Linked DNA regions of Homo sapiens: region 1 is linked to region 2. The links are chromatin loops, found by intact Hi-C in ENCODE. Cell type or tissue: endothelial cell of umbilical vein. All regions are shown on one strand. Links, peaks and the distances in the headings refer to the core of each region. The heading gives the core; the rest is flanking DNA.

The links. A loop is a pair of places that touch in the nucleus more often than their neighbours do. Peaks named below come from ENCODE experiments on the same cell type or tissue, not always from the same donor. Only the 100,000 strongest peaks of a DNase experiment are listed, where the experiment ranks them.
Region 1: a loop joins it to region 2, with 4 times the contacts of the local background. A loop is called at or near these places in 5 of 110 quality-filtered maps.

Annotation. Positions count from the first base shown.
Region 1 is chr15:44,796,100-44,801,485 of GRCh38, forward strand. No RefSeq gene overlaps it. Among named protein-coding and RNA genes, the nearest start is that of TRIM69, 62 kb to the left of the region's middle. In endothelial cell of umbilical vein, for the core only: a CTCF peak has its summit at 2,902; a DNase peak (open chromatin) is centred at 2,902.
Region 2 is chr15:44,851,306-44,856,691 of GRCh38, forward strand. LOC105370798 (a long non-coding RNA gene) reads left to right here and starts at 3,252. Exons shown (of 2, transcript XR_932185.3): 1 at 3,252-3,334; 2 at 5,358-5,386. It also overlaps the pseudogene SORD2P. In endothelial cell of umbilical vein, for the core only: a CTCF peak has its summit at 2,212 (motif pointing right); no DNase peak of the experiment used is centred there.

The DNA.
Region 1 (5,386 bases), core at 191-5,190, 55 kb before region 2:
GCTGAGGCAGAAGAATCGCTTGAACCTGGGAGATGGAGGTTGCAGTGAGCCGAGATCACGCTATTGCACTCCAGCCTGGGTGACAAAAGCCAAACTCCTCACCAAAAAAAAAAAAAAAAAAAAAAAAGAAATTAAATTTAGTTTTCATTTCTATTAACTAGGTTTAATTCGGAAATCAGTAGATATAATTCTGTTAGATGGATGGATGGGTGGGTGGGTGGGTGGGTGGATGGATGGATGTGTAGATGGACCAACAGATTTAGATATACAGATGTCAGATTTGAGCAAAACCCTAGATCCTGGCCATGATCATACATCTGTACCCATGGCCAGGATCCAATGGGCCTCTCAATTTATCCTTAACTTGCTTATTTGCAATTTTATCCATCAAGTGATGCCACATGAGGAATTTAAATATCTGGACTAAGTAGGAGAGGTTATTGTTTGCTAAAGCACCACTGTCCCAAGCTCAAGAATGTTATGCTATTGGCATTTATAAGCCCAGTTCTAGGCATCATTATCTCAGTGGCCTTGAGACATTACCAGTCTATCTCAGAGATTCAGACTTGTCTCCTGATTGTATCTCTATCTCTTTCTCACTTCTTGGATGATTTACAATTACTTTCTCTCTGTCTGTTCCAGCACAACACTAACAAGTAAGGGCTCAGCTGACTTAGTCACACTTGAAGTCCATGAGAGGACTACAAGCCATTGATATCCAGTGCGTTCTGGATCAAGTTTTTGTTCCTTTTTTCATTTACCTGGGTGCTAGTCAAGCCTGAGGCTTAACTAATATGGGACCAAATTAAATGCTAAATGAATAAATTAATGAGCAAGGCTTAGATCTCAGTCAGACCTTGCAAGAAGGAAAGAGAGACCATCCATTAAGTTGAAGTTTAACAAATTTTAAGTTTGTTGTAAAATTTTTACTCTGATATTTGAAGAAGTAAGAGATTCATTCTTGGCACATACCTTCAGTTGTTTCTGTGAGGTTGGTAAATCCATTTTCCATGTTGTTATTATAACAGATCTGAGGACATTAATTGATATGTTTCACTAGAATGTGAGTTCTGATAAGGATGTCAGAGATGAATACAACACATTCTCCTGCAAATGCACTTTGGAAATGCCTTGTCTCACATATGGTATAAATTCTAATTGATATCTTTCACCAAGTATTCATTTACACCATGCTGTTTATGGCAGAAATTCCCTATATACTATAACTGTTGTCCAAATATAAGACTTCTCATGATAAATTTCTCTTGGCTTTGAATGTCAGGGGAAGTTTATGTCTTCTACACAACTGGTCTATGTGTTTTCGTCTGACAATAATAACTAGACAAACCATTGGATTTCCCTTTTTCTGTCTTGTCTTTTAAGAATTTCAAAGTTTGAGCATTAGGCTCCATTTCATTACCCCTCACTCCAGACTCCTAGTATATATTCCTACTGCTGACACTGCATGATTTCTGATCTTCATTTAGCTTTATTTCAGCTTTTCCATTGTTTTGAGCTTTACACTGAGGTTTGGAGAAGTTTGAGGGATGCCTCCATGAGAAACAGGAAGAATATATATTGTTAGCAAAGAGATACGTAACTTATTGCTTGAAGAGATTTGACAGTCATGTAGACTTGAACTAAAATATCAGCTTCAGTACTTGTTAAAAGTGTGAACCTGACTGAGCAAATTGCTTAAATTATCTGAACTTTAGTTTCTAAGAATAATAAAATTTTGTGAGAATTAAATAAGATAATGCATAGAGAATGCTTAGAATCCTATCCAGCACCTTGTATGTGCTTAATAAATGATATTTCTACGTAACAAATAAAAGCCATTGAGAGACAACTTTAATTTATACAAATAATTAAACAAGGAGTGTTTCTTGAATATAATAGAGTAGCTAAAGGTTCAGACTTAGAAATCACGTTATGTGGGTTCAAACCCCTACTCCATTATTTTCTATCTGTAACCTTAGGCGAGTTTTATTATGCCTTCATTTCCTTATATTAAATGACAATAAAAACAAAATCTACCTCATAGGGTTATTTTAAGGAGGCAACACAGTATAGATGCTTAAAAGTTTCCAGCACACAAGCATGTAATAAATGCTATTACTGCTTTAACTAGTATTATTATTAGTTGACTCTAGATTCAAACTAAATTTTTTAGAGATTTCTACTCCATTTTGGCCTCAAGAAAAACTGAATATAATAAATAATGAAAACTGAATTGGCCTGGGAATACAAAGATATTTTTTCTGGGTTTATTTTCACTTCCACACTGGGAGCTTTATTGATAACTTTAGAGATAAACATTTATGTGGAAGTAAATACACAACACAAGCCCAGAAAGGTACACACTGTAACTTTTTTATAACAGAAAGGAATTGTTGGGGATAATGTATTTCTCTCATGCTTCTGAGTCAAAAACCAAGCAAACTGAAATAGCCCAACACCATCATGATCGATTCCTTGTTTTTATTTCATTTTACTCTTTGCAATATGTTTTCATATTTAGTCATATCTCTTTTGATCCTCAAAGTGAGCCAAATAAGAGGACAGGACAGGTAGTTATTATCAATGATAAAGTGAAGAGTTGAGTGAAGTGACTACTCAGGGCCACCCAGTTGGCAAGTGACTGAGCTGGATTCAAAACCAGCTGTCATCCTTTTTCCTCACACTACACACATTGCCCTAAGTCAGACTTCCACACTGGAACTGTTTAATCTGTTAAAAAAAAAAAAAAGAAAAGAAAAAGAAAAGAAAAAGCTGATTCTGCAGTGACCACTGAGACATCTAAACAGAAGCCTCACCTTACCCCCCCTCAGGAGACAGGGCCATTGGACGGTCAGAGTGCCCCTTTCCTGTTGTTTCTTGTGCATCTGGATTCAGCACACAGCCCTGTCATCCCCCAGCTGTCCACTAAGCACCGCCATCAGCAATAAAGGAGTTACCACTTAATCTCTGGTACTTAAAATGGGAAATTGAAGCATATAATCACAGGATTAGAAACAGCTGAATCTAGGGACGCTGAAAAACCCTTTAGAACAAGTTGCCAAATAGTTTTGCTCTTTGCCAAAATATCTTTTCTCTTTATTTAACCCTTTCTGAGTTATAAGAGAAATGCAATTACAACCATGATATTCTCTACTAAAATGAACAGCTTCTGCTGTCTAAGAAAAAAAGGAAAGATTCAAAAATATACCTGTGACTATAATAGCTCTTGGGAGGAGGAAAAGCCCTCTTGAGTCATCCAGAGTCAGGCCACTTGGAAATTGACTATACATGTAGGTTGGGAACTAGGCTGGTTATTAAGCTACTGTATCTTAGCACCACCCACTCACCTGTTACTCTGTTACATGATTTTGAGGCTGGACTCCACAAATAAAATTTATCCTTTGCCATCTGGTTTCCTGTTAGGCTCTGCCAATAAAGGGTATTAGAGGAAGACTGCAAACCTAGAGGATGGCAAAGGGATTTGCCCCTTGCTCTTTGCTTTCTGTGTCTGTCAACATCCCCTCAGCAATAGTTCTTCACCCTAGCAGCAGCATTTGGGTCTAGGTCTTTTTTTTTTTTTTTCTAATTTCCAGAATCAGCCTCATTGGAGTCCCTGCAGAGACACCAGCACCAGCCAGGTGGCACCTCCTGCTCCGTGGTCTTGTTCTCAACTTTATGGGGCTCTTCATCCAAGCTTCTAGGTTCAACTAATCCACTCTACCCTTTGCTCCCCTGTTCTAACGGTGGAAGATATTTCCTGTAGTTTGCATATCTTTCTGGAGTTATAGTTTTCTAAATACCTGTTTAGCAATTCGATTCCCTATATTAAATTATCCCTGTTAAAATAACTGGAATGGTTTCTGTTTTCCTGATTGGACCTTGATGGATACAGGATCTAACTTTATTTGTATTTCAGATATAGGTTGGAATGGTCACTTTCCCAAAACTTTTATTAATTTATTAATCCAAGAGAACATATGATATGTCTGGCATTCTGCTGAGGACTGGGAAAAGAAATATAAGTGTCTTCTACTAATTTAGTCCAACAAACCATGAGAATACCCAGATAAACCCTATGCAATCTGAAGTGCTAAAAGAGATATATAAAAATTGCTGTGGATTTTTTAAAAAGAAAGGAGTATGCTATAACAAAAGTATCTTAGAAAAAAAATTTTTTTGAAACAAAAAAATGGGCTGGGTGCGGTGACTTACGCCTGTAATCCCAGCACTTTGGGAGGCCAAGGCAGGTGGATCACAAGGTCAGGAGATCGAGACCATCCTGACTAACATGGTAAAACCTCGCCTCTACTAAAAAATACAAAAAATTAGCTGGGCGTGGTGGCGGGCGCCTGTAGTCCCAGCTACTCGGGAGGCTGAGGCGGGAGAATGGCGTGAACCCGGGAGGCGGAGCTTGCAGCGAGCCGAGATTGTGCCACTGCACTGCAGCCTGGGCGACAGAGCGAGATTCCATCTAAAAAAATAATAATAATAATAATAAAATAAATAAATAAAAAAGGAACAATTAATTTTGTTAAGGAGGATTCAAAGACAGATAAATAAAAGAACCATACTGAAAAGATTGAAAATGAAGGTTTTAACATAGACACAGGGAAGGGAACAACACACACTGGGGCCTGTGGGGGAGAGGGAAGGGGGAGAGAGAGCATTAGGAAAAATAGCTAATATATGTTGGGTTTAATACGTAGGTGATGGGTTGATAGGTGCAGCAGACCACCATGGTCCACGTTTACCTATGTCACAAAACTGCACATCCTGCACATGTACCCTGGAACTTAAAATTTTAAAAAAGAGAGAGAGAATAAAAGAAAAATAAAAAAAGAAAAGAAAATGAAGGTTTTAAAGGGCCACGTGAATTTACTGTTTTTTCATTCTCCGCAAATTATCACAAGGACAAAAAAACCAAACACCGCATGTTTTCACTCATAGGTGGGAATTGAACAATCAGAACACATGGACACAGGAAGGGGAACATCACACACCGGGGCCCGTTGTGGGATGGGGGGAGTGGGGAGGGATAGATAGCATTAAGAGATACACCTAATGCTAAATGACGAGTTAATGGGTGCAGCACACCAACATGGCACATGTATACATATGTAACAAACCTGCACGTTGTGCACATGTACCCTAAAACCTGAAGTATAATTAAAAAACAAGACAAAACTGTAGTTGTTTTTAGTTTAAAATAGTTTAAAAACAACTATTAGCACTCTCAATTTTCATTAATTATATCCATAACTTAAAAACTATTAAACCAATCTGGCCTGTTGAATCTCTGCGTAATTCTTCCAGCCATTCAGATTACATTAATTTGTAATATACCACCTTCCACAGGAGTTGTATTTCATATTTCATAACCCTCCCC
Region 2 (5,386 bases), core at 159-5,158:
ACTGAGTGGCCAAATCAATCCAAGTGTTCATTTTATTCTTTGAAGGTAATCAAGAAAAGAGATGTACCCAGGCGCAGTGGCTCATGCCTGTAATCCCAGCACTTTGGGAGGCTGATGCGGGCAGATCACTTGAGGTCAGGAGTTTGAGACCAGCCTGGCCAACATGGTGACACCCATCTCTACCAAAAATACAAAAATTAGCCGGGCGTGGTGGCACGTGCTTGTAGTCTCAGCTACTCAGCAGGCTGAGGCAGGAGAATTGCTTGAACCCGGGAGATGGAGGTAGCAGTGAGCCCAGATTGTGCCACTGCACTTCAGCCTGGGTGACAGGGTGAGACTCTGTCTCAAAAAAAAAAAAAAAAAAAAAAAAAAAAAGAGAGACAGAGAGAGATGGAAATGTTCACAGCACCTGTCATGTGCCAGACAGTGGGCTAGACTCTATCCTCACCATACCACTTAGTTTGGAAATGAGAAACTCGAAGCTGGGAAGTTAAATAACTTGGTCAAGGTCATGCTACCAGAGAGTGGATGAAGCCTGCTTCCACTGTACCCTACTGTAGCCCCAAGGTGGAATATGACTTTTCTCCTTCAGGGGTGGTGCAAAGAGCTGCCAAACAAGTGATGAGAATGTCAGAGCTGAGCCCCATGAAGAAAACTCTGGGAGGAGGCACTGTTCAAAGCTTACCTCCTTCCAAAAGGGCCTAACTAGCTACTTTCATAGGCAGCCCCACCGCACTAAACAACACCAAAGGACAAATGCTGCTCGGTACTATCACCGTGCTTAGTGATCAGTGGCTTTTTATTTTTTCCTAACAAGATAATAAACACCTTGAAGCCAAAGACCACGCCTTCCATCTCTTTAGCACCAGGTACACTGCTTGGCCCCAAACTCAAGTGTTTGTACTTGTTAAATAACCACTATCCAAACTAGTGTTTCCAAGGAAGGTCAGAGGTTTTCACTTATGTCAAGTTACCAGCCCTTTCTGTTGAAGAGGCTCAGTGCTAATTTGAACCTCTTCTCCCATGAAACAAAGCTCAAAGCTTTAATGTTATTGCTGCCTAGCTGATATTGCTCAATGGCTTCTTTATGTCAGGTACGGTGTGCTTTACAGGCATTACCTCATTTAATACTCACAGAAACCCTACATGGTACATCCTACTATTGTCCCTTTTTCATATGATGAGACTGAGGAACCCACCCATGGTAACACTAAGGCAGTAAACGGTGGAGCTGCATCCAAAGCAGCCTGATGGGGGCAAAAGGGCTTAAGGGAGTTTTTTTTTATCTCTTGATAATTTAGACTGGCTACATCGGAAGGAAGGAAGGAAGGAGGGAAGGAAGGAAGGGAGGATGGGAGGGAGGGAGGTAATCAGTCTAGAAATAGCCACCTTATGATAGCTGATTGTCACCAAAACCTTCCTTAAAGTTGTTGCTGGTCCCACATCAGACATCAGTGACCGCTGTGTAAAGCGATCCTTCTGTTATACCAAGTGGATTTTTTTTTGTTTTTTTTACTTTAAGTTCTGGGATACATGTGCAGAACCTGAGGTTTGTTACATAAGTATACATGTGCCATGCTGGTTTGCTGCACCTATTAACCCATCACCTAGGTTTGAAGCCCCACATGCATTAGGTATTTGTCCTAATGCCCTCCCTCCCCTTGCCCCGCACCCCCCGACAGGCCTCAGTGTGTGATGTTACCCTCCCTGTGCCCGTGTGTTCTCATTGTTCAACTCCCACTTATGAGTGAGAACATGTGGTATTTGGTTTTCTGTTTCTGTGTTAGTTTGCTGAGAAGGATGGCTTCCAGCTTCATCCATGTCCCTGAAAAAGACATGATCTCATTCTTTTTTATGGCTGCATTATACTGCGTGAAATGTTGAACTGCAGGTTAAATTGAAACTAAAGACTAAGGCCTTTATTTCAAACATGGGAGAGCACCCCACCTTCCCTGCTAAAGGCACTAGTAGGCAAATTCACAGACACTGAAAGACAGTTCCACAGCATACAATTCATAGCCTTGCCTCCAGCCAGGCCAGACCTGAACGCCCCATTTCAAGGTGGAGAGGTGGTAAGACTAAAGCTTAGAACAACAGTCATGCACACCAAGTAGGCCCTGGGTCACTAGAGAGAACACTACTGTAAATATTTGTTCAAGTTAACGGAGCTGAACAACTGTGCTCCTACCACACAGCAAAGCTGCAGTGACTCTCCCAGACACTAGAGGGTGCTGTGCCCACAGCCTGTGCTGTGCCTATAACGGAACACGCTTGATGGAGAAGTTCAAATAAATTCTTCTCCCTGCACACCAACTTTCTTTTTCCATTCTTTTTCTGGCTGATTCTAATTACCCTTGCAACTCAGGCTTGTCTCCTGCCTCCTGTCTCTGTAGGAGACATGCTACCTGAGCACAAAACCATTTTAACATCAGCCTGTAGGTTTGTAAATATTGCCCTAAGCACACTGTGGAGACTACAATGTTTTAGGAAGTTACTGCAGCATGGTTGCTCAAAACCTTGCTTTTCATGTTTCCTTGCCATGATGTTGGCCACAATCCTCTGTTTGCTTAATCCTTTTCTGTCTCAGATACTCTTCCATTTATCCAATTTCTCATGTACCAAAGTTTCTTAGCTCCTCTGAGATCCCGAACTTTCACTTTTATCTCCACAGCTCCTTTTTTTCTCATTCCCAAGGGTTTTGTCATCTCAATCATATTCAAGGTTTCCTAAAGGAATTTCTTTCTTTCTTTATTTTATTTATTTATTTATTTATTTTTTGTAACTCATCAGCAGTCCCTGATGTCAGATGTCGCTGCACTCAGGCTAGAGTGCAGTGGCATGATCTCGGCTCACTGCAGCCTCGACCTCCTGAACTCAAGTGATCCTCCCATCCTCCCACCTCAGGCTCCCGAGTAGCTGGGATTACAGGTGCGTGCCACGCCGCGTGGCTAATTTTTTTCTATTTTTGGTAGAGATGTGGTTTCATCATGTTGGCCAGGCTGGTCTCGAACTCCTGGCCTCAAGTGATCTGCCTGCCTCTGCCTCCCAAAGTGCTGGGATTACAGGTGTGAGCCACCATGCCCGGCCGAAATTCTTATCTTTTAATGAGTGACTGTACAAGAGGGTAAAAAGGAATTGAGTAATTTTTCTTTACCATAGTTGTGTGAGTTTTCCAGCATATTTCACTTCAAGTCAGAAATACATATCTGAATCACATATATACTCTCCCTTCTATCCCCTTCAGCTCCTCCCGCTGCCCTACCAGCCCACTCCTGAAGTAACTCATGGAAATACTTCAGGAAGTACTCTCTGCGGGGACATGGAATCATCTCAGGTACCTCTCACATACTAAATGTTACCTTGCTTTTCCTAAATACATTTTTTACATTAGCCTAAATATATATTTTCTAGCTATGTCATCATTGGTCCCTTTTCCTCTACTTCCACCTGCATAACTGAGTTGATTCCCTCAACACGTCTTGCTTGGGTTGTAGCAACAGCCTCAACACAAGCAGAAATGGAAGGAAGATGCCTTTTCCCTCCTCCAGCCAACCTGAGTGGCACAGTGAACTCAGACTCTGGAACTGCCTGTCAACATGCAACCCAGGCTTCCCCCACCAGCTGCGTGACCTCAGGGTAGTTATGTAACCCCTGTGTGCCCCAATTTCCTCCTTCATATAATGATAATCATGAAAGGGAATGCCGACTCAGTAAATACGTTCACTCTTATTACAAAAGAAGTAAAATCAAAGTTCTTTTTCCATAATTAGTTCACACTATGGTTGAACCAACCCTGGACAATCTTGTCCTTTTGATAAGAGTAAAGCATGTTAAATAGAAATTACAGGAGGCCACTGTTTTGCTTCTGCACAGCGCCCCAAGAGAACAGAATTAAAAACCCAAAATGGAGCCACTCATACTAAAGTTCCACATCATCAAAGCAAAACTAAGTTCTTATATGACCTTCAGAGAAATCAGGAGAGATAATAGCCAAATATCCCAAACAGGCCAGTTTCAGTCAGCATGATAATAAAGTTCCCTCTACTTTAATCCTTACCAAAAAATAAAAAATAATGACCTGAAGAAACCTGATCTTAACCAATCAGTTATTTTTCTGTTGTTCTATTTCCCTGTTCCCACCTTACAAGGAAAATAACCGAAATGACCAATCTGCTTTTTCTTGTGTTTCTGCTTTCTTTAGCTCTTTTCTGTTTGTAAAACCAACCTCCTCTGTTTACCTCACTGGAACACAGGCTATTTTATGGAATGAAGTGTTGCCCAATTCTAGAATTGCAAATAAAGCCAAAGAAAATCTTTTAAATTAAATTGCAGTCATTTTATCTTTTGACAAGTATTTTAAATTATTTTGTGGAAAAGTTGTGTTCTGCATCCTGGATTCAACCAAACCTGAGGTCAAAAATATTCAAAAAATAAAAAACAGCAATACAACAATAAAACATAATGCAAATGAATAATATTGTATAACAATTATTTACAGAGCATTTACATTGTGTTAGGTATTAGAGGTAATCTAGGGGGATTTAAAGTAGATGCGAGGATGCATGTAGGTTATATGCAAATACTAGACCATTTTATTACATACAAGGGACTTGAGAATCCTTGGATTCTGGCATCCACAAAGGGTTCCTGGAGCCAATCCTTCCCCTACTCCAGGATACCGAGGACAACTGTATTCTCATGGTTTTCATATCAACATTAAGAAAATCTGACCACTCTACAAGGCTGGCATTTGGAAGAAAGTGAAGGGATTCTAGCAGTTTTTAGGCTTGACTCTGCCAGTTGTGGAAAGAGTGCAATGTGCTCCCACTGTCTTCGGGTGGGGGACAGCTAGCAGTGTGTGGGGAAAGTGCTAGTCTCATCCCAGATGCACAGCAGTCACCTGCTCCCTGCTGCCAAGCCTCCTGTGGGCCTGTGGAGGGCTGCCCTGCACACCTGCAGGGCGCAAGAGACCCTGTTTTTCTTCCTTTCCTCTTCCATTTTCCCTTTCCCTTGAGTGCCTGAAGCGTGTTTTAAGGGTGGGAGGAAAATTCAAAGGTTTCCCAATTGGCTATTTTGTCATGAGAGGCTTTGTTCTAGCCGTGTTGGTCCTGGCAAACTTGAGGTCAAAGTAGGAGGTAGAATTTCCTCCCAAGGTCCAATGAGCTGGTCTCCAGCCCAAGCTCTCCTGGCTCCATTCAACTTTGTTCTGCTGATAACAATCTTGCTGAAATGCAAATCTGTATCAAGTCACCAGTGACCCTGGAGACTCCTAAACCCCTCACCTGGTGGCCACCACACCCCCATTTCACCTCCAACTACACCCATTTCCCATTGCCTAATCCCTCTCCTTCTTTCAGATCCCGCAGGAGGTGGGAATTGAGGCATC